2 separate regions of the Homo sapiens genome follow, and region 2 is linked to region 1. Evidence: read pairs that join two places in POLR2A ChIA-PET (ENCODE). Cell type or tissue: Caco-2. All regions are shown on one strand. Links, peaks and the distances in the headings refer to the core of each region. The heading gives the core; the rest is flanking DNA.

Region 1 (10,374 bases), core at 4,294-8,293:
TTTTTAGTAGAGACGGGGTTTCATCATGTTGGCCAGGCTGGTCTCGAACTCCTGACCTCAACTGATCTGCCTGCCTCAGCCTCCCAAAGTGCTGGGATTACAGGTGTGAGCCACTGTGCCCAGCCCTGCATTTTGTTTTTGGTTGAATGCATCTTTGAGGTGTCCTTAAACGCGTTCCTCAATCCCACATGTAACATGAACTACTACTGAGATATACAGGCTTGCCTTGATTCAGATCAGTATTTTAGGCAAAAATATTTTATAAGTGTTGCCGGGCGCTCCCATAGCATTGTATCAGGAAGCAAGAAGCTCTCTTGCTGATTCACTTTCAGGATGCTAAGCTTCTGTAGGTGTCAGCAGATCTCTCCATTATCAAATTCTCCATCAGCCCCTTCACCTTGTGGTTTTAGCACTGTGGATGATGGCTGTTCCCATCCATTAGCTCAAACAACAAACATTCATTAACCACTCCCATGTGCCAAGCATTCTGTTTAACACTAGGAACAAAGAGATAAACAAAATACGGTCCCTGCCTTTAAGAAGCTCATAAGGGGCTGGGCGTGGTGGCTCAAGCCTGTCATCCCATCACTTTGGGAGGCTGAGGCAGGCAGATCACTTGAGGTCAGGAGTTCGAGATCAGCCTGGCCAACTTGGTGAAACCCCATCTCTATTGAAAATACAAGGCCAGGCGCGGTGGCTCACGCCTGTCAATCCCAGCACTTTGGGAGGCCGAGGCGGGCAGATGACGAGGTCAGGAGATCGAGACCATCCTGGCTAACACGGTGAAACCCCTTCTCTACTAAAAATACAAAAAATTAGCTGGGCGTGGTGGCGGGCGCCTGCAGTCCCAGCTGCTCCGGAGGCTGAGGCAGGAGAATGGCAGGAACCCGGGAGGCGGAGCTTGCAGTGAGCCGAGATCGTGCCACTGCGCTCCAGCCTGGGTGACAGAGCAAGACTCCGTCTCAAAAAACAAACAAACAAACAAAAAACCTCATAAGGTACTGTGGGATGGAGACAAGTAAACACTTATCGTTTTATTTATTATTTATTGAAAGCCAATTATGTATCAGGCTTTGTGCTGGATGCCAATAATTGCATTATAATGTATGATAAAAGTGATAGCTACTATTTATTGGAGTGCACTATAGTACGCCTTGTCTCACCAGTCTTCATACAGCCGTTTGCTATAATACATACATACATTGTACAGATTTTGGGGTTTTGTTGTTGTTGTTTTTGGAGATGGAGTTTTGCTCTTTCTCCCAGGCTGGAGTGCAGTGGCGTGATCTCGGCTCATTGCAACCTCTGCCTTCCGATTTCAAGCGATTCTCCTGTCTCAGTCTCCTGAGTAGCTGGGATTACAGGCATGCACTACCACGCCTGGCTAATTTTTTTATTTTTAGTACAGATGGGGTTTCACCATGTTGGCCAGGCTGGTCTAGAACTCCTGACCTCAGGTGATCTACCCACCTTGGCTTCTGAAAGTGCTGGGATTACAGGCATGAGCCACCGCACCGAGCCCTGTTTGTTTTTTATTAGAGATGAGGACTCATTATGTTGCCTAGGCTAGTTGTGAACCCCTGGCCTCAAGTGATCCACTCGTCTCGGCCTCCCAAAGTGCTAGGTCTACAGGCGTGACCATTTTACAGATTTGGAAGCAGAGACTCACAGAGAAGTAAAGGGATTGGCCTGATGTTACACAGTGTATTAGTCAGGGTTCTCCCAAGAACAGAACAAATAGGATATATACAGAGAGAGATGAGAGGGGACTTATTAGGGAAATTGACTCATGGGATTATGGAGGCTGAGAAGTCCTAGGATAAGCCATCTACAAGCTGGAGAACCAGGAAGCTGGTAGCATTGCCCAATCCAAGACTTTCAGTCCCAGGCTGAAGGCCTGAGAACACTGGGGGGCTGCTGGTACAAATCCCAGAGTCAAAAGGCGAGAGACCCTGGAGTTCTGATGTTTAAGGGCAGAAGGCAGGTGTCCCAGCTCTAGAAGAAGAGAGAGAGAGAAAGTGAGTGAATTCACCTTTCCTGCCTGCCTTTTTGTTCTATCCTGGCCCTCAGTAGACTGAATGGTGCCCATCCACGTGGGTGTGGGTGACTTTTCCTCACTCAGTCCACTGATTCAAATAGCAGTCTCTTCAGGAAACGTCCTCCCAGACATACACAGAAATAATGCTTTATGAGCTATCTGGGTATCCCTTAATCCAGTCAAGTTGACACCTAAAAGTCACCATCACACACAATAAAAATGACACAGCTGGGGCGGGCGCGGTGGCTCATGCCTGTAATCCCAGCACTTTGGGAGGCCAAGGCAGGCAGATCACAAGGTCAGGAGATCGAGACCATCCTGGCTAACCTGGTGATACCCCGTCTCTACTAAAAATACCAAAAAATTAGCCAGGCGTGGTGGTGGGCGCCTGTAGTCCCAGCTACTCAGGAGGCTGAGGCAGGAGAATGGCGTGAACCCGGGAGGCGGAGGTTGCAGTGAGCCAAGATCACACCACTGCACTCCAGCCTGGGTGACAGAGCGAGACTCTGTCTCAAAAAAAAAAAAAAAAACAACCAAAAAAATGAAAGAGCTGGAATTTGAACCCTGGGCCACTGCCCTCTGCAGTCTCTTAATCTCTGTGCTATTCCACTAAGATCAGGGTGGGGTTTTGTTTCTGGGTGCCATTTGAACTGAGTGGCAAACCTTGCTTAATTTAGCAAGAAATAGTCTTTTGCGGGGACCTGAAATTCCAGACTCCGGGGCAGCCAAGAGAAGGAAGGCAAGAGGATGGCCTGAGCTCCCTGTTGTCCAGCCCAGCAAGAGCTCCCATGACAGCCACAGGTCAGGGGAGCAGGTGACCAGGGCTGGAACCAGAGGGGCATTTGGTCCTCTGGCCAGCCTATAGAGCAGACACAATCATCCCCATTTCCCAGAAGAGGTGACTGAGGCTTAGAGAAATGAACGACCAGTTTCATGGCAGAGGCAGGGAGGCTGGTGTTCTGGCTTAAGACCATCCTGGCACAGTGGTTCCCAGCATAGACTTCAGTTCCTGACTGCCTGCTTCTGAATTCTGCCCTTCTTTTTTCTTTTTCTTTTCTTTTTTTTGAGACAAGGTCAGGCTGGAGTGCAGTAGTGCAATCTCAGCTCACTGCAACCTCCGTCTGCCTCCTGGGCTCAAGCGATCCTTCCACCTCAGCCTCTTGAGTAGCTGGGACTACAGGCATGTCCCACCATGCCCAGCTAATTTAGGTATTTTTTTGTAGAGACAGTATTTCACCATGTTTCCCTGGCTGGTCTCCAGCTCCTGGGCTCAAGCAATCCACCCACCTCAGCCTCCCAAAGTGCTGGGATTACAGGTGTGAGCCACCATGCTGGCCTGAATCCTACTTTTCTACCTGCTAGTAATAAGCCTTTGAGTCAGAGCCACAGACTCTTTGGACTTCTAATTTCCTTATCTGTACAACTGAGAATAATAATGGAACCTACTTTGTTGAGTGATTTCAAGAATTAGGTGAAGGGCCGGGCGCGGTGGCTCACGCCTGTAATCCCTGCACTTTGGGAGGCCAAGGCGGGTGGATCAGGAGGTCAGGAGATCGAGACCATCCTGGCTAACATGGTGAAACCCCGTCTCTACTAAAAATACAAAAAATTAGCCAGGCGTGGTGGCGGGCGCCTGTAGTCCCAGCTACTCCGGAGACTGAGGCAGGAGAATGGCGTGAACCCTGGAGGCAGAGCTTGCAGTGAGCCGAGATCGGGCCACTGCACTCCAGCCTGGGCGACAGAGTGAGACTCTGTCTCAAAAAAAAAAAGAATTGGGTGAAATAACCTAACTAAACATGGCAGACGGGAGTGCAAATCAACGTGAACTATTATTTCCATATTCCACATTACTCAGGGGACAAGATTTTTCCTGAACCAAGTCCATGGGCAGCAGGCCCCTCCAACTTAAGTGGAGTGAGTTAAGCCCCCTGGAAAGTGGGGCTGCTGTCATGGAGCCCTGTGGCTGACTGGGTGTCCTCCCACTGCTCAGATACCTTTGGACCTGGCATCTCAAGAACAATAGATAAGGTGCTGCAGTTCATAACTGTGGAGGCCCAGGGACCTGTTGCTTCCTGTCCCCCGCTTCCAAGCAAAGAAGGCCCCACCCTCTTCTCAGAGCAAGGGAATCAGGTGCCAGAACTCTGTCTACTTGGGACGGAGAGATAAACCCTTCCCCAACCAACCCTCTGCTGGCTCGGCAGCCAATGAAACCACTCCCTGCCAAGTTCAGCCTAGCCCCACACCAAAGATGTTTGGAGACAAAGGGCTCTCTGATTTTACCTGCTGTCATTAAAATACTTCATTTTCTTAGTGTATGCCCGTTGAATCCTTGATGTGACATCCATATAGATTAATTCCCTTTCAAAAAAAGGGACTTTGTGGCTAACACCATTTATTTATTCATGTATCACATCCCAGGAGGTGGCCAGACAACGTAGTGTGGGGAATTGACAGGTCTCGAGACCATTTTTTTTTTTTTTAAATAATAGGGTCTCGCCTCTGTTGCTCAGGCTGGAATGCAGTGGTGGGATCATAGCTCACTGCAACCTTGAACTCCTGGGCCCAAGTGATTCTCCTGCGTCAGCCTCCCGAGTAGCTGAGACTAACAGGTATGTGCCACCATGCCTGGCTAAGTTTTTAATTTTTTATTTTCTGTACAGTCAGGTGCTCACTATGTTGCCCAGGCTGGTCTTGAACTCCTGGTCTCAAGTGATCCTCCTTCCTTGGCCTCCCAAACTGGTGGGATTACAGGTGTGAGCCAATGTGCCCAGCTGTAGGTCCTTGAATCCTTGATGTAAAGTCTATATAGTCTAAATTCCCTTCAAAAAAGGGACTTTGCAGCTAACATCATTTATTTATTTTTATTTACTTTTTTGAGACAGAGTCTTGCTCTGTCGCCCAGGCTGGAGTGCAGTGGCGCAGTCTTGGCTCACTGCAACCTCCACCTCCTAGGTTCAAGCGATTCTCCTGCCTCAGCCTCCCAAGTAGCTGGGATTACGGTGTGCGCCACCACACCCGGCTAATTTTTTTTTTTTTTTTTTGAGACGGAGTCTCGCTCTGTCGCCCAGGCTGGAGTGCAGTGGCCCGATCTCGGCTCACTGCAAGCTCCGCCTCCCGGGTTCACGCCATTCTCCTGCCTCAGCCTCCCAAGTAGCTGGGACTACAGGCACCCGCCACTATGCCCGGCTAATTTTTTGTATTTTTAGTAGAGACGGGGTTTCACCGTTTTAGCCGGGATGGTCTCGATCTCCTGACCTTGTGATCCACCCACCTCGGCCTCCCAAAGTGCTGGGATTACAGGCGTGAGCCACCGCGCCCGGCCTCACACCCGGCTAATTTTTGTATTTTCAGTAGAGACAGGGTTTTGCTATGTTGGCCAGGCTGGTCTCAAACTCAAGTGATCCACCCACCTTGGCCTCCCAAAGTGCTGAGATTACAGGCGTGAGCCACCGTGTCTGGCCTCATTTATTTACGAAATCCCAGGAGGAGGCCAGAACATAGTGTAAGGAATTGACGAGTCTTATGACTTGAAGCAAAATTTATTTCCTTCTCTAACTCTCAATTTATCTTCTGTAAAATGACTCAGTTAGCTAGAAGGAGGCTTGAGATCTCTTCTGCCTCTAAGAACCATGATATTGAGCTTCTTGAGATTGAAAACTGGCACTGCACAGGATCCCATTTTTTCCTTTTGGGGACCAGGAGTTCTCAAGCAAGGGGTGTTTACGGAATCATGATGCTGTTTATTGCTTTTCAGTATTTAGACTCAACCTCCAGACAAAGTACAGAAGATTTAATTATAGCTATAGAACAAAATGTAAATGTTATGAATAATATATAACTATTAAAAATTGGGAATTGCTTGAGAGGGAAGCCAGGAAGCTTGAGAAGGACATTAAATTCCTCATCTTCTAACAAGTACTTCTCTGGAGAAGGAGAATTGGGCTGAGTGGTGAGTTCATAATTATTCGCTATATTATTATACTTTATAATTTATATATGTGATACATTTATTCTCTTTATATGTCAAATATTATCTCTAAAAGATAAAAAAAAAAAAAAGTAATAGAGGCAGCGGATCACCTGAGGTCAGGATTTCAAAGCCAGCTGGGCCAACGTGGTGAAACCGTGTCTCTACTAAAAATACAAAAATTAGCCGGGCCTGGTGGTGGGTGCCTGTAATCCCAGCTACTCAGGGAGCTGAGGCAGGAGAATCCCTGGAACCTGGGAGGCAGAGATTGCAGTGAGCCGAGATCACGCCATTCCATTCCACTCCAGCCTGAGCAACAAGAGCGAAACCCGTCTCAAAAAATAAATAAATAAATAAATCTGTGTTGAAGGTCCCACTCCCTCCACTGTCCACAAAGATGACCCAACAAACCCGGTGCTACCAACTGCCCCTATTTGTCTGGGATCCTGGGTCTCTGGGGGTGTAAGACTTTCAGTGCTAAAACCATGAAAATCCCAGGTAAACTGGGAGAAGTTTGTTCCCTTACCAGAGTCAGTGAGGACTGATTGGATGGCTTGTCCACCCCACGTGCTCATGTACTCATGTATTTGTGGAAGGGCTGTGTCTTGGTCTTGCCAGGTGTTGTAGGTGGGAAAGGTGGAACTGGCCAGGCTGGATCCAGACTGTAGCCGGTGGCAAGAGCTTCCTGCCAGGGTGGAGACCTGCAGAGCAATAAAACCTGGGCAAAGGACAAGGGTTCCAATGAGGCCTAGAAAATTCCAGAGTCCAGATACAGGACGAGGCATCTATAATTCTCCAGAGTAACTGTCCAACTTTTCAGGCCACATTAACTCACTCACTCACTCGTTCATTCATTCATTCATTCATTCAATAAACACTCACTGGCACCTAGCATGCACAAATGCTTGGCTGGTGACAGGGGCCCCTCCCTATCCTGAAGAAGCTTTTGATCTGATGGAATAAACAGACAAGGGAGCCAGGGATTTACAACCCAAGGATTTACAACCCAGAGCAATAAGCAAGGATAATCCTTTTGTTGTTGTTGATGTTGTTGTTGTTGGTAGTCTTGCTTATCACCCAGGTTGGAGTGCAGTAGTGCCATCTCGGCTCACTGCAACTTCTGCCTCCCAGGTTCAAGCAATTCTCCTGCCTCAGTCTCCTGAGTAGCTGGAGTTACAGGCACCCGCCACACACCCAGCTAACTTTTGTATTTTTAGTAGAGATAGGGTTTCACCATGTTGGCCAGGCTGGTCTCGAACTCCTGACGTCAAGTGATCTGCCCGCCTCAGCCTCCCAAAGTGCTAGAATTACAGGCGTGAGCCACCACGCCTGGCCAACAAGGATGATCTTAACAATTATGTATTATTATTTTGTTTTGAGACGGAGTTTCAGAAATATGATGGGGAGCAAAGTGACATTTAAGCTGAGTTAACCAGTGTTTCTGGCAGAAGTCACCACCTGGGCAAAGGCCCAGAAGGGAGAAGAGCTTAGTCTAGCCAAGAAGGGAGAGGCAGGAGGTTAGACCCAAGAGCAGGGAAGGGGCTGGGCATAGTGGCTCACACCTGTAATCCCTAACTGCTGAGTACCCGCAGTTAAAAGACTGAACTGTGGCCGGGTGCGGTGGCTCATGCCTTTAATCCCAGCACTTTGGGAGGCCAAGGCGGGTTGATCATCTGAGGTTAGGAGTTCGAGACCAGCCTGGCCAATATGGTGAAACCCCGTCTCTACTAAAAATACAAAAATTAGCCAGACCTGGTGGCAGACACCTGTAATCTCAGCAACTCGGGAGGCTGAGGCAGGAGAATTGCTGGAAACTGGGAGGCAGAGGTTGCAGTGAGCCGAGATCGTGCTACTGCACTCCAGCCCAGGCCGACAACAGCGAGACTCCATCTCAAAAAAAAAAAAAAAAAAAAGACTAAACTGCATAAAGGGTAAGGTCCAGGAACACTGAGATGCTGAGAGGATGTCACACAGCTTGTCTCCAGGAATGTCACATGATTTAGTATGATGATTAGGAGCATGGGCCCTGAAATGAGAGGGCTGGATCAAATACTGGGGATACTGGGCTATGTTGACCTTGACAATTTATGAAACCTCTGCGCACCTAGGTTCTTGTCAATTAGTAAAATAGAGGTAGTGCTAGTTCCTACCATCTAGGAGTGGTATAAGGATGAAATGAACTAATACCTGCAAAGTGCTTAATACATCTAAATGCTCAATAAAGGCCTGACATGGTGGCTCATGCCTGTAATCCCAGCACTTTGGGAGGCCGAGGAGGGTGGATCACTTGAGGTCAAGAGTTCGAGACCAGCCTGGCTAACATGGTAAAACCCATCTCTACTAATAATACAAAAATTAGTCGGCGTGGTGGCAGGCTCCTGTAATCCCAGCTACTCGGGCTTGGGAGGCTGAGGCAGGAGAATCGCTTGAGCCTGGGAGGCAGATGTTGCAGTGAACTGAGATCGTGCCACTGCATTCCGGCCTGGGCAACAGAGCGAGACTCCATCTCAAAAAAAAAAAAAAAGACTTAATAAAGAACATTTAAAACACTATTGTCTTGCCCTACCCTTCTGATGTGAAAAAACACATGTATGGGTAGCCTGGCAGTGACTCAGTGCTCAATAGATGTCTGTGCCTTGTTAGAGATGTTTAGAGCTCTCTCTTCCCTTTCTGGGCTAAGAAACTATGTTTCTGGGAGGCAAAGGTACTTGCCCAAGGTCACCAGCAAGTCCCAGACACAGCTGTCAGGCTGGGCTTGACAAACTTTAGATTTTAAGAGGTTCTGCAAAGATCTGATTCAGGGTATGCATGGGGAATTCCCTTGCTACCCAGAATTTCACAGATCTCACGCTCTCTTTCTTTCTCTTTTTTTTTTTTAGCCTCCCCTCATGTTAAAAAAAATTAGTTTGCATATGGTAAAATTCACACTTTTTGGGATTCAGTTCTGTGAGGTTTTTTGTTTTGGTTTGGTTTGGAGTTTTTTCTTGAGACAGGGTTTCACTCTGGCACCCAAGCTGGTATGCAGTGGTGTGATCATGGCTTACTGCAGCCTCGACCTCCTGGGCTCAAGAGATCCTCCCACCTCAGCCTCCCAAGTAGCTGGGACCACAGGTGGGCATGCCACCATGCCTGGCTAATTTTGTTCATTTTTTGTAGAGAAGAGGTTTCACTATGTTGCCCAGGCTGGTCTTGAACTCCTAGGCTCAAGGGATCCTCCCTCCTCAGCCTCCCAAAGTGTTGGGATTACATGCATGAGCCACTGCATCTGGCCAAGTTCTGTGAGTTTTGACAGACACAAGCAGTTGTATATCCACCACTATAATCAAGATGTAGTACAGTTCCATCTCTGGGTGTGGTGGCTCACGCCTGCAATCCCAGCACTTTGGGAGGCCAAGATGGGCGGATCACGAGGTCAGGAGTTTGAGATCAGCCTGGCCAATATGGTGAAACCCCGTCTCTAATAAAAATACAAAAATTAGCTGGTGTGTGCCTGAGGTCCCAGCTACTTGGGAGGCTGAGGCAGGAGAATTTTGCTTGAACCCGGGAGGCAGAGGTTGCAGTGAGCCAAGATGGCGCCACTGCACTCCAGCCTGGGTGACAGAGCGAGACTCCCTCTCAAAAAAAAAAAAAAAAAAAAAAAGAACAGTTCCATCATGCCAAAAAATCCCCCTGTGCCCTTGTAGATGACCACACCCCTCATTCCTGGTCCCCGACAACCACTGGGCCCTTTTCTGTCCCCAGAGTTTTGCTTTTTCTAGATTGTCATATAAATGGAATCATACAGTATGTGGCCTGTTGTATATGTTTCTTTCACTTAGCAAAATGCTTTTGAGCATATTGTTGTGTATGTCTGTAGTTCATAGTTCGTTTTTTATCTTTTTTTTTTTTCTTTTTTTTTGAGACGGAGTCTCACTCTTTTTTGCCCAGGCTGGAGTGCAATGGCACAATCTCCACTCACTGCAACCTCCACCTCCTGGGTTCAAGCAATTCTCCCTGTCTCAGCCTCCCAAGTAGCTGGGATTACAGGCGTGCACCACCACGCCCAGCTAATTTTGTATTTTTAGTAGAGACGGGGTTTCACCATGTTGGCTAGGCTGGTCTTGAACTGCTGACCTCAGGTGATCCACCTGCCTTGGCCTCCCAAAGTGCTGGGATTACAGGCGTGAGGGAGCCACCGCGCCCGGCCCCGTTTTTTTTCTTAATAGTCTTCCATTATTGTATAGCTACACCACAATTAATTGTTGTATCCATTTACCAGTTAATGAGCACTTGGGCTATTTCCTCTTTGGGGCTATTATAAATAAAGCTTCTAGGAACATGTATGCGTCTTTGTGTGGACATATGTTTTCATTCTTCTTGGGTAAATACC
Region 2 (10,374 bases), core at 2,506-6,505, 120 kb after region 1:
TGAAACTCCGTCTCAAAAAAACAAAAAACAACCACCTCCCAAGTGCTCCCAGTGTGCCCACCTCAGGCTTGACTTAGGGATGGGGATTTGGCAATGAGTAAGATTCAGTCCCCTCCACTAACTAGTGGAGAGACAGACAGATGCATAGACATTTTCTTTTTATTTTAATCTTTTTTATTTTTTGCCTTTTATTTTTTAATTTTATTTTTTGAGACAGGGTCTTACTCTGTCACCCAGGCTGGAGTGCAGTCGTGCAATCACAGTGCAATCCTGGCTCACTACAGGCCCAAACTCTTGGGCTCAGGCGATCCTTGAATCTCATCCTCCTGAGTAGCTGGGCCCACAGGCATGTGCTACCATACCTAGCTAATTTTTTGAGACCCTATCTCAAAAAAAAAAAAAAAAAAGGCACATCTGTTTTAATTCCAAATACGTCTAGAAACTGGCTATTTCTTATTTCTTTTCTTTTCTTTTTCTGAGATGGAGTCTTGCTCTGTCACCCCGGCTGGAGTGCAGTGGCGCCATCTCGGCTTACCACAATCTCCGCCTCCTGAGTTCAAGCGATTCTCTTGCCTCAGCCTCCCAAGTAGCTGGGATCACAGGTGTGTGCCACCATACCCAGCTACTTTTTTTTTTTTTTTTGAGATGGAGTTTTGCTCTGTTGCCCAGGCTGGAGTGCAGTGGTGCGATCTTGGCTCACTGCAACCTCCGCCTCCCGGGTTCAAGCCATTCTTCTGCCTCAGCCTCCCGAGTAGCTGGGACTACAGGTATGTGCCACCACACCTGGCTAATTTTTGTATTATTAGTACAGACGGGGTTTCACCATGTTGGCCAGGCTGGTCTCGAACTCTGGACCTCATGATCCACCTACCTCGGCCTCCCAAAGTGCTGGGATTACAGGCATAAGCCACTGCGCCCGGCCCTTTTTTTTTTTTTTTTTTGTATTATTAATAGAGACAGTGTTTCACCATGTTGGCCATGCTGGTCTCGAACTCCTGACCTCAAACGATCTGCCCACCTCAGCCTCCCAAAGTGCTGGGATTACAGGAATGAGCCACTTCTCCCAGCCTTTTTTTTTTTCTTTTTTTTCTTTTTTTTTGAGACGGAGTCTTGCTCTGTCGCTCTGGAGTGCACTGGTACAATCTCGGCTCACTGCAACCTCCGCCTCCTGGGTTCAAGTGATTCTCCTGCCTCAGCCTCCTGAGTAGCTGGGATTACAGGCGGGCACCACCACACCCAGCTAATTTTTGTATTTTTTGTAGAGATGGGTTTTCACCATGTTGGCCAGGCTGGTCTCAAACTCCTGACCTCAAGTGATCCGCCTGCCTTGGCCTCCCAAAGTGCTGGGATTACAGGCATGAGCAGCAGCACCTGGCCAGAATTTGGCTATTTCTGACCACCTTGGCCCAAACCACTGTCATCTCTCATCTGGATTATTGCAAGAGTCTCTGCTCCACTTCCTCTGCACCTGCTGCCTTAGAGCCTATCCTTCTCACAGATGCCAGAACAATCTCTTAAAAATTGAAAATAAGATCCTGTCACCCCCCAGCATAAAATTATTCAATGGCGTTCCATTTCTCATAGAAATAATCCATTCCCTCTATTTTTTTTTTTTTTTTTTTTTTTTGAGACGGAGTCTCACTCTGTCACCCAGGCTGGAGTGCAGTGGCGCGATCTCGGCTCACTGCAAGCTCCGCCTCCCGGGTTCACGCCATTCTCCTGCCTCAGCCTCCCAAGTAGCTGGGACTACAGTTGCCCGCTACCATGCCCGGCTAATTTTTGTATTTTTTTTTTTTAATAGAGACGGGGTTTCACCATGTTAGCTAGGATGGTCTCGAATTCCTGACCTCGTGATCCGCCCGCCTCGGCCTCCCAAAGTGCTGGGATTACAGGCGTGAGCCACCACACCTGGCTCATTCCCTCTATTTTGTTCCTCAATTGGTCTCAATTCTTTCACCCTCAGGGTCTCTGCGCTTGCTGTTCTCTCTGCCTGGTCCATTCTTATTCTGCAGCTCATGAGTTTGCAAATTATAGCTTGTGCACCAAATCTTACCTTCTGTCTGTTTTCATACTGCCCATGACCTACAAGTGGTTTTTACATTTTTCTTTTTTTTGAGATAGGGTCTTGCTTGTTGCCCAGGCTGGAGTACAATGGAGTGATCATGGCTCACTATAACCTTGAACTCCGGGGTTCAGGGGAATCTCCAGCCTGAGCCTCCTGAGTAGGGACTACAGGCACATGCCACCACACCTGGCTATTACTTTTCTTAGGTGGGGTCTTGCTGTGTTGCCCAGGCAGGCCTCAAACTCCTGGCCTCATGCAATCCTCCCACTTTGGCCTCCCAGAGTCTTGGAATTATAGTCGTGAGCCACCATGCCCAACCAGTTTTTACATTTTTAAGTAATTAGAAAAAATAAAAATAAAAAAGACCAATATTTCAGATACATGAAAATCATATAAAATTCAAATTTTAGTACTGTATCCATCAACAAAGTTTTGTTGGAACACAGCCTCACTCATTCATTCATGTATCGTCTACAGATGCTTTCTAAAAGTAACAGCAAAAGTAAACTAAAGAGGCAAAGATGGCATGGCCCATAAAGCCTAAAATATTTACTAACTGGCCCATTAGAGAAAACATTTGTCCTGCTCTGGTTCTCCTGGGCAGCTCTTCACCCTTCAGGTATCAATTTCAAAAAATCTCCTTCCCATTCAATCTCATCCCACCCTCCATTACTCTTGATCTCAACTCTGTATCTTCTTCCCAGCAAATACCACAATCTGTACTTACTTCTTTGTTTTCCTATTTTGTTTTATTTTATTTTATTTTGAGACAGAGCCTTGCTCTTTCACCCAGGCTAGAGTGCAGTGGTGTGGTCACAGCTAATGGCAGCCTCAACCTCCTGGGCTCAAATGATCCTCCTACCTCAGCCTGCTGAGTAGCTGGGACCACAGGTGTGCCCCACCACATGCGGCTAATTTTTGTATGTTTTTGTAGAGACGGGTTTTGCCATTTTGCCCAGGCCGATCTCAAACTCCTGGCTCAAGCCATCTACCGGTCTCAGCCTCCTGAGTAGCTGGGACTACAGGCGCACACCACTGTACCCAGCCTTAATCTTTTGTAGAGACAGGCTATCACTGTGTTGCCTAGGCTGGTCTCAAACTCCTGGCTTTAAATGATCCTCTTGTCATGGACTCCCAAAGCGCTGGCATTAGACGCATGAGCCACTGCACCCAGCCTCCTGTTTGCTACTTATATCCTCCACAAGACTGAATACTCCATGAATATATCTCCAGTGTCTGGCAGAATGCCTGGGCATGGTAGGCCCCTAATACATATTTAACAAATATTTATCTAAATATTTAACAAATATTTATCTAAATATTTAACAAATATTTATCTAAATATTTAACAAATATTTATCTAAATATTTAACAAATATTTATCTAAATATTTAACAAATATTTATCTAAATATTTAACAAATATTTATCTAAATATTTAACAAATATTTATCTAAATATTTAACAAATATTTATCTAAATATTTAACAAATATTTATCTAAATATTTAACAAATATTTATCTAAATATTTAACAAATATTTATCTAAATATTTAACAAATATTTATCTAAATATTTAACAAATATTTATCTAAATATTTAACAAATATTTAACATATTATTTAAATAAATATAAATAAGATGAAATTTGCAAGCGTCGTAGATTGAATTATTATTGTTACAATTCCGTCCCTTTAAAGGACCCATATTCTCAGCCAGGTGCAGTGGCTCACACCTGTAATCCCAGCACTTTGGAAGGCCAAGGCAGGAGGATTGCTTGGGCCCAGGAGTTCGAGACCAGCCTGGCAACATAGGTCTGGCAACATAGCAAGACTATTTCTTAAAAAAAAAAAGAACCCATATTCCCAAAGTGCCACCCTCCCCTCTGACTGGCTGTCCAGTTGGGAGGTGCCTCCATCACTCGGTTTCTCTCTTTTTTTTTTTTTTTTTTTTTGAGATGGAGTCTTGCTCTGTTGCCCAGGCTGGAATGCAGTGGTGCAATCTCGGCTCACTGCAACCTCCGCATCCCGGGTTCACGCCATTCTCCTGACTCAGCCTCCTGAGTAGCTGGGACTAAAGGCGCCCGCCACCACGCCCGGCTGATTTTTTGTATTTTTAGTAGAGACAGGGTTTCATCATGTTAGCCAGGCTGGTCTCGAACTCCTGCCCTCAGGTGATCCACCTGCCTCAGCCTCCCAAAGTGCTGGGATTACAGGCATGAGCCACCATGCCCGGCCTTATCATTCAGTTTCTGAATGCCTATATTTTGCCCCCAGTAGGTTCACAGGGCATCTTTCTGGACTCTGCTTCCCACATCTTAACTTCTTAAGCAGCTGCCATTTACTAACTAGCTGTGAGATCCAAAGCAAATTATCACTCTACCTCGGTATCCTCATCTGTAGGATGGGGACAATAGAAGTCCCTACCTCATAAGGTTGTGAGGATTAAATTAAAATGCTTAGTGCATGGTAAGCATTAAATAGATGTTTGCTAAGTTGGTTCTTTCCTTCCCACCAGAGATCTTCTCAACAGCATTTTACCTAGTCTCTATAAGGGGCTGGATTTGTTAGCTATTACTCTATAATAAACCGCCCCCAAAACCCAGTGGCTTAAAACTATTGCTCAAGAGTCTGTGGGTCAGCTGGGTTGTTCTACTGATTTCAGCAGGCTTGGCCCACCTCCACGGGGCTCACACATGAATCAACAGTCAGCTGCCAGGTCCCAGGTCAGTTGGTGGCTGGCAGGTCTGGGGTGGCCTCACTCATATGTCTGGCTGTTGGCTGCCTGTTACCTGGGCAACAGGGATGACTGGGCCACGATGCTCCCGCCATCTAGCCTGGGCTTGTTTTCACAGCAGAGGCAGTCTCCCAAGAGAAGAGCAGACGTGTGCAAGGCCCAAGTGTGGACACCATCATTTTTGCTGCATTATGTTGGCCAAAGCAAGGCCAACCCATATTCTAGGGTTGGAGAAACAGATGACACCATTTAGATAGGAGAGGCTGCAAAGTCTTATTACAAAGGATGAAGATACAGTGAGGGGTAAGGGTGGCCAGTTTTGATATCAAACTACTACCAGAGCGTGGGTGCCTGGGCTTAGGGAGTTTAGAATAGACTTGTCAGTTGCAGAAGCAGGAGTATCATCTCCCAACTTTGAGGCCAGATCCAGCTGGATTCAAATCCCAGCTCCACCAACTACCTGTGAGACCTGTGGGTGAGTTACTGTATCTCTTGAGCTTCAGTTTCCACCCAGGGTTGTTGTGATCAGAGGAAGTAGAGTGTGGAAGGGGCTGAGCACACTGCCTGGCTCACACAGAGCGAATATACAGCAAATAGAGATCATAGCATTCTTACATACGAGGTGCATCCTGGGCTCTGCTGTTTCCCGCCTCTGCTTCCCCAGGTGGAGAAGAAGGAAAACAGGCCAGGCAGGAGAGTGATTTCAGATGGAGAACCATGAATTGGCAATTACAGAGTAAGAGCTTAATTATAGTTCTTTGGGAAAAGAAGTGAGGAATGCAATCTGGTGGGCAGAGGGGAGGGGTCTGGGGTGGAGGAGGAGAGGGGAAAGTAAGAGGTGGAGGGGGAAGGGGCAGAGAGAGGGAAGAGACAGGGAGGCCCAAGAGGGAAAAACTGAGCCACTGGAAAGGAGTCTCCCCCTCCCCTAAAATAATGTCAATGACATTTTGTTGTTGCTCTGATTACAAGAGTACTGTGTGCTCACTCCATGGTATTTGGAAAATGCATAGACTGTTTCACCCATAATCCCACCAAGCAGAAATAAGCATAGCTGATATTTACATGCCCCTAGGGTGTGTCAACGTTGTCACAAATCTTTTACACTTTAATGTCTCCTGTGAAGACCCCATGAGTAGACATTGCTATCCCCATTGCACAGGGGAGGTAAGGAAATGGGGCACAGAAGATGTAAGTAACTTGTCCAGTGTGACACGTCTAGTAAATAGCATGTCCACATTCAAATCCAAGCTACCTAGTGCCAGGCCTCACATGTCACCAAGGGGTATATGTCCCTCTATACATTTTTCTCTTTCAGGAAAGGGTACCACTATTTTATTACGTTTTAAAAGGTTATTTGGCCGGGCCCAGTGGCTCACGCCTGTAATCCCAGCACTTTGGGAGGCCAAGACAGGCAGATCACCTGAGGTCAGGAGTTCGAGACCAGCCTGACCAACATGGAGAAACCCCGTCTCTACTAAAAATACAAAATTAGCCAGGTGTGATGGTGCATGCCTGTAATCCCAGCTACTCGGGAGGCTAGCGCAGGAGAATCGCTTGGAACCGGGAGGCAGAGGTTGCAGTGAGCCGAGATCACACCATTGCACTCCAGCCTGGGCAACAAAAGCAAAACTCCGTCTCAAAAAAAAAAAATGTTATTTGGAAAATTTGTACTGCCTTTTTCCAATTTTAGTTTTTAGTACTAATTCTAGAAGAGTGAAAATTTGTTTCATTATTTGTTTATTTATTTTTGAGATGGAGTTTCACTCTTGTTGCCCAGACTGGATTGCAATGGCATGGTCTTGGTTCACTGCAACCTCCGCCTCCTGGGTTCAAGCGATTCTCCTGCCTCAGCCTCCCAAGTAGCTGGGACTACAAGTGCCCACCACCATGCCTAATTTTTGTATTTTTAGTAGAGAGGGGGTTTCACCATGTTGGCCAGGCTGGTCTCGAACTCCTGACCTCAAGTGATCCACCTGCCTCGACCTCCCAAAGTGTTGGGATTACAGGTATGAGCCTCCGTGCCCGGCCCAGAGTGAAAATTTGTGTATCTGTCTTCCTTTCCTCCCTTTTTTGGTAATTTGTAATTTTGATATAATTTTAAGTGGAAACCAAAATCACAAGAATAGTACAAGAAACTCCAGAAACTCTACCCACATTAACCAGTTGTTGACCATTTGCTTCATAATTTTCTCCTCTATATGATATGGTTAAGCTTCATGTCCCTACCCAAATCTCATCTTGATTTGTAATCCCCATAATTCCCATAATCCCCACATATCAAGGGAGAGACCAGATGGAGGTAATTGAATCATGGGGGCGGTTTCCCCCATGCTGTTCTCGTGATAGTGAGTGAATTCTCAAGAGATGTGATGGTTTTATAAGGGGCTTTTCCCCATCGCATTCACTCGGCACTTCTCCTTCCTGCCACCTTGTGAAGAAGGTGCTTTGCTTCCCCTTCACCTTCGGCCATGATGGTAAATTTCCTGAGGCGTCCCCAGCCATGCTGAACTGTAAGTCAATTAAATCTCTTTCCTTTATAAATTACCCAGTCTCGGGGAGTTTTTGTTTGTTTGTTTTTGTTTTTTTTTTGAGATGAGGTTCGCTCTTGTTGCCCAGGCTGGAGTGCAATAGTACCATCTCGGCTCACTGCTACCTCTGCCTCCCGGGTTCAAGCAATTCTCTGCCTCAGCCTCCCCAGTAGCTGGGATTACCACACCCGGCTAATTTTTGTATATTTAGTAGAGACAGGGTTTCACCCTCTTGACTAGGCTGGTCTTGAACTCTTGACCTCGTGATCCATCTGCCTCGGCCTCCCAAAGTGCTGGGATTACAGGCATGAGCCACTGCGCCCAGCCTGGGCAGTTCTTTATAGCAGTATGAAAATGGACTAAAACAATATATAAATATTTACCTATATATGGATCTATCTGTGTATATGTGTATGTATATGTATTTTTCTGAACCATTTGAGATTAAATTAGAGACATCATGCCCTAAATATTCCAGCATGTAGTTCCTAAAAACAAAGACATTCCCATATATAACCACAGTATAATTATTAAACTCGGGACTTTTTTTTTTTTTTTTTTTTTTTTTGAGACGGAGTCTCACTCTGTTGCCCAGGCTGGAGTGCAGTGGCACAATCTCGGCTCACTGCAAGCTCTGCCTCCTGGGTTCATGCCATTCTCCTGCCTCAGCCTCCCAAGTAGCTGGGACTACAAGCGCCTGCCACCATGCCTGGCTAATTTTTTGTATTTTTAGTAGAGACAGGGTTTCACTGTGTTAGCCAGGATGGTCTCAATTTCCTGACCTCGTGATCCGCCCGCCTCGGCCTCCCAAAGTGCTGGGATTACAGGCTTGAGCCACCGTGCCTGGCCGCAAGGGACTTTTTAAATTATTATTATTTTGAGATAGAGTTTCGCTCTTGTTGCCCAGGCTGGAGTGCAATGGCATGATCTTGGCTCACCACAACCTCTGCCTCCTGGGTTCACGCAATTCTCCTGCCTCAGCCTCCCAAGTAGCTGGAATTACAGGCATGTGCCAACACGCCCAGCTAATTTTGTATTTTTAGTAGAGACGGGGTTTCACCATGTTGGTCAGGCTGGTCTTGAACTCCCGACCTCAGGTGATCTGCCTGCCTCGGCCTCCCAAAGTGCTGGGATTACAGGTGTGAGCCACCACGCCCCACCAAACTCAGGACATTTATTTAACATTGCAACAATACTATTATCAAATCTATAGCCTGTATTTAAATTAATCAATTACCAGTGTATATATGTTTTTCCCAGTTCAGGATCTAATCCAGGATCCTGCACTGTTGCATTTAATTGTCATAGCTCTTATGCCTTCTTTAAACTGAAATAGCTTGTCAGCCTTCCTTTGTCTTTCTTGACCTTGACATTGATATGGGCTTGTTATTTTGTAAAATGTTCCTCAATTTAGGTTCCTTCCATTATTTTTTCCTATGCAAATGTATACACACATATTTTTTAAAATTAGCATCAGGCCAGGTGTGGTGTCTCATGCCTATAATCCCAGCACTTTGGTAGGCCAAGGCGGGAGGATCCCAGGAGTTCAAGACCAGCCTGGACAACATAGCAAGACCTTGTCTCTACCAAGTACAAAACAAAATAAGGTAAAAAAACAACATTTATTATAAAAAGCTAGGATAATCAAAATATATAAAGGATAAAGAAGGTACCCACCAATTTAACAAATCAAATATTACATATATTCCTCCCCTTTTGTTTCCATGTACATTTTACTCTTTAATACTTTTATATTATTTTAGTGTTGAGGAAAGAAATGAGAATATATATATATGTTTTTTCTCCAGTCAATTTACTGAATGTCCATGTTTTCCATTGCTTTGTGATGTTTCTTATATACCCTACTGAGGTCATATGTAATAGGACATGTTTAAGTATTTCTATTTTTTCCCAGTAATTTGTGTGTTTATTCCTGCATCAGATCCACATTTATTAACTATACTTTTAATTAAAACATAAAAGCTAATTTAAATAAATTTCCATCATCCCCCCAAAAAGCTTCGTGTCCATTTACAGTCACTTTCCATTGTCTCCTCAGCCCAAGGGAACCACTAATTTATATTCTCTTTCTATGGATTTGCTTATTCTGAACATTTCATGTAAGTAAGAATCATATAATATGTGGCCTTTTGCATTTGGCTTCTCTTTTTTTTTCTTTCTTCTTTCTTCTTTTTTTTTTTTTTTTTTTGAGATGAGGTCTTGCTGTGTTGCCCAGGTTGGTCTCAAACTCCTGGGTTCAAGCAATCCTCCCATCTCAGCCTCCTAAACTGCTGAGATTACAGCCATGACCCACCACACCCAGCTGGCTTCTTTTTCTTTTTTTTTTTTTTTTTTGAGACGGAGTCTTGCTCTGTCACCCAGGCTGGAGTGCAGTGGCCTGATCTCGGTTCACTGCAACCTCCGCCTCCTGGGTTCACGCCATTCTCCTGCCTTAGCCTCCCGAGTAGCCCGGACTACAGGCGCCTGCCACCACACCCTGCTAACTTTGTATTTTTAGTAGAGACAGGGTTTCACTGTGTTAGCCAGGATGGTCTCGATCGCCTGACCTCGTGATCCGCCCTCCTCGGCCTCCCAAAGTGCTGGGATTACAGGCGGGAGCCACCACGCCCAGCCTTGGCTTCTTTTTCTTAATGTTTCCAAGGTTCATCCATGTCGTAGCATGGATCAGTGCTTCATTACTTTTTATGGCCAAACAATATTCCATTGTATAGATCTAGATGTTTTATTAATATTTGTCCATTCATTAGTTGAGGGGCATATGGGTTGTTTCGACTTTTTGGCTGTTATGAATAATGTTGCTGTGAACACTTGTGTACAAGTTTCTGTGTGGACACGTGCTTCATTTCTCTTGGGTAGATACCTAGGTGTGGAATTGCTGGGTTGTACGGTATCCTTAACCATGTGGAGAACTGCCAGAATGATTTCCAAAGCATCTACACCATTTTGTATTCCCATAAGCAGTGTATGCAGTTCTCTTCAGAACACCTCTTCTTTTTTTTTTTTTTTTTTTTGAGACAGAGTCTCA

Evidence for each region. ChIA-PET counts read pairs that join two places held together with the same protein. Peaks named below come from ENCODE experiments on the same cell type or tissue, not always from the same donor. Only the 100,000 strongest peaks of a DNase experiment are listed, where the experiment ranks them.
Region 2: POLR2A ChIA-PET joins it to region 1 with 8 read pairs; 3 of 35 experiments call an interaction of 5 or more read pairs at or near these places.

What each region holds. Positions count from the first base shown.
Region 1 is chr16:68,718,774-68,729,147 of GRCh38, reverse strand. It overlaps a transcript of CDH3 not described here. Among named protein-coding and RNA genes, the nearest start is that of CDH1, 13 kb to the left of the region's middle. RefSeq lists cis regulatory regions at 531, 5,479 and enhancers at 459-603, 255-774, 5,407-5,551, 8,794-8,923. In Caco-2, for the core only: no CTCF peak of the experiment used is centred there; a DNase peak (open chromatin) is centred at 6,647.
Region 2 is chr16:68,600,400-68,610,773 of GRCh38, reverse strand. No RefSeq gene overlaps it. Among named protein-coding and RNA genes, the nearest start is that of CDH3, 40 kb to the left of the region's middle. In Caco-2, for the core only: no CTCF peak of the experiment used is centred there; a DNase peak (open chromatin) is centred at 4,868.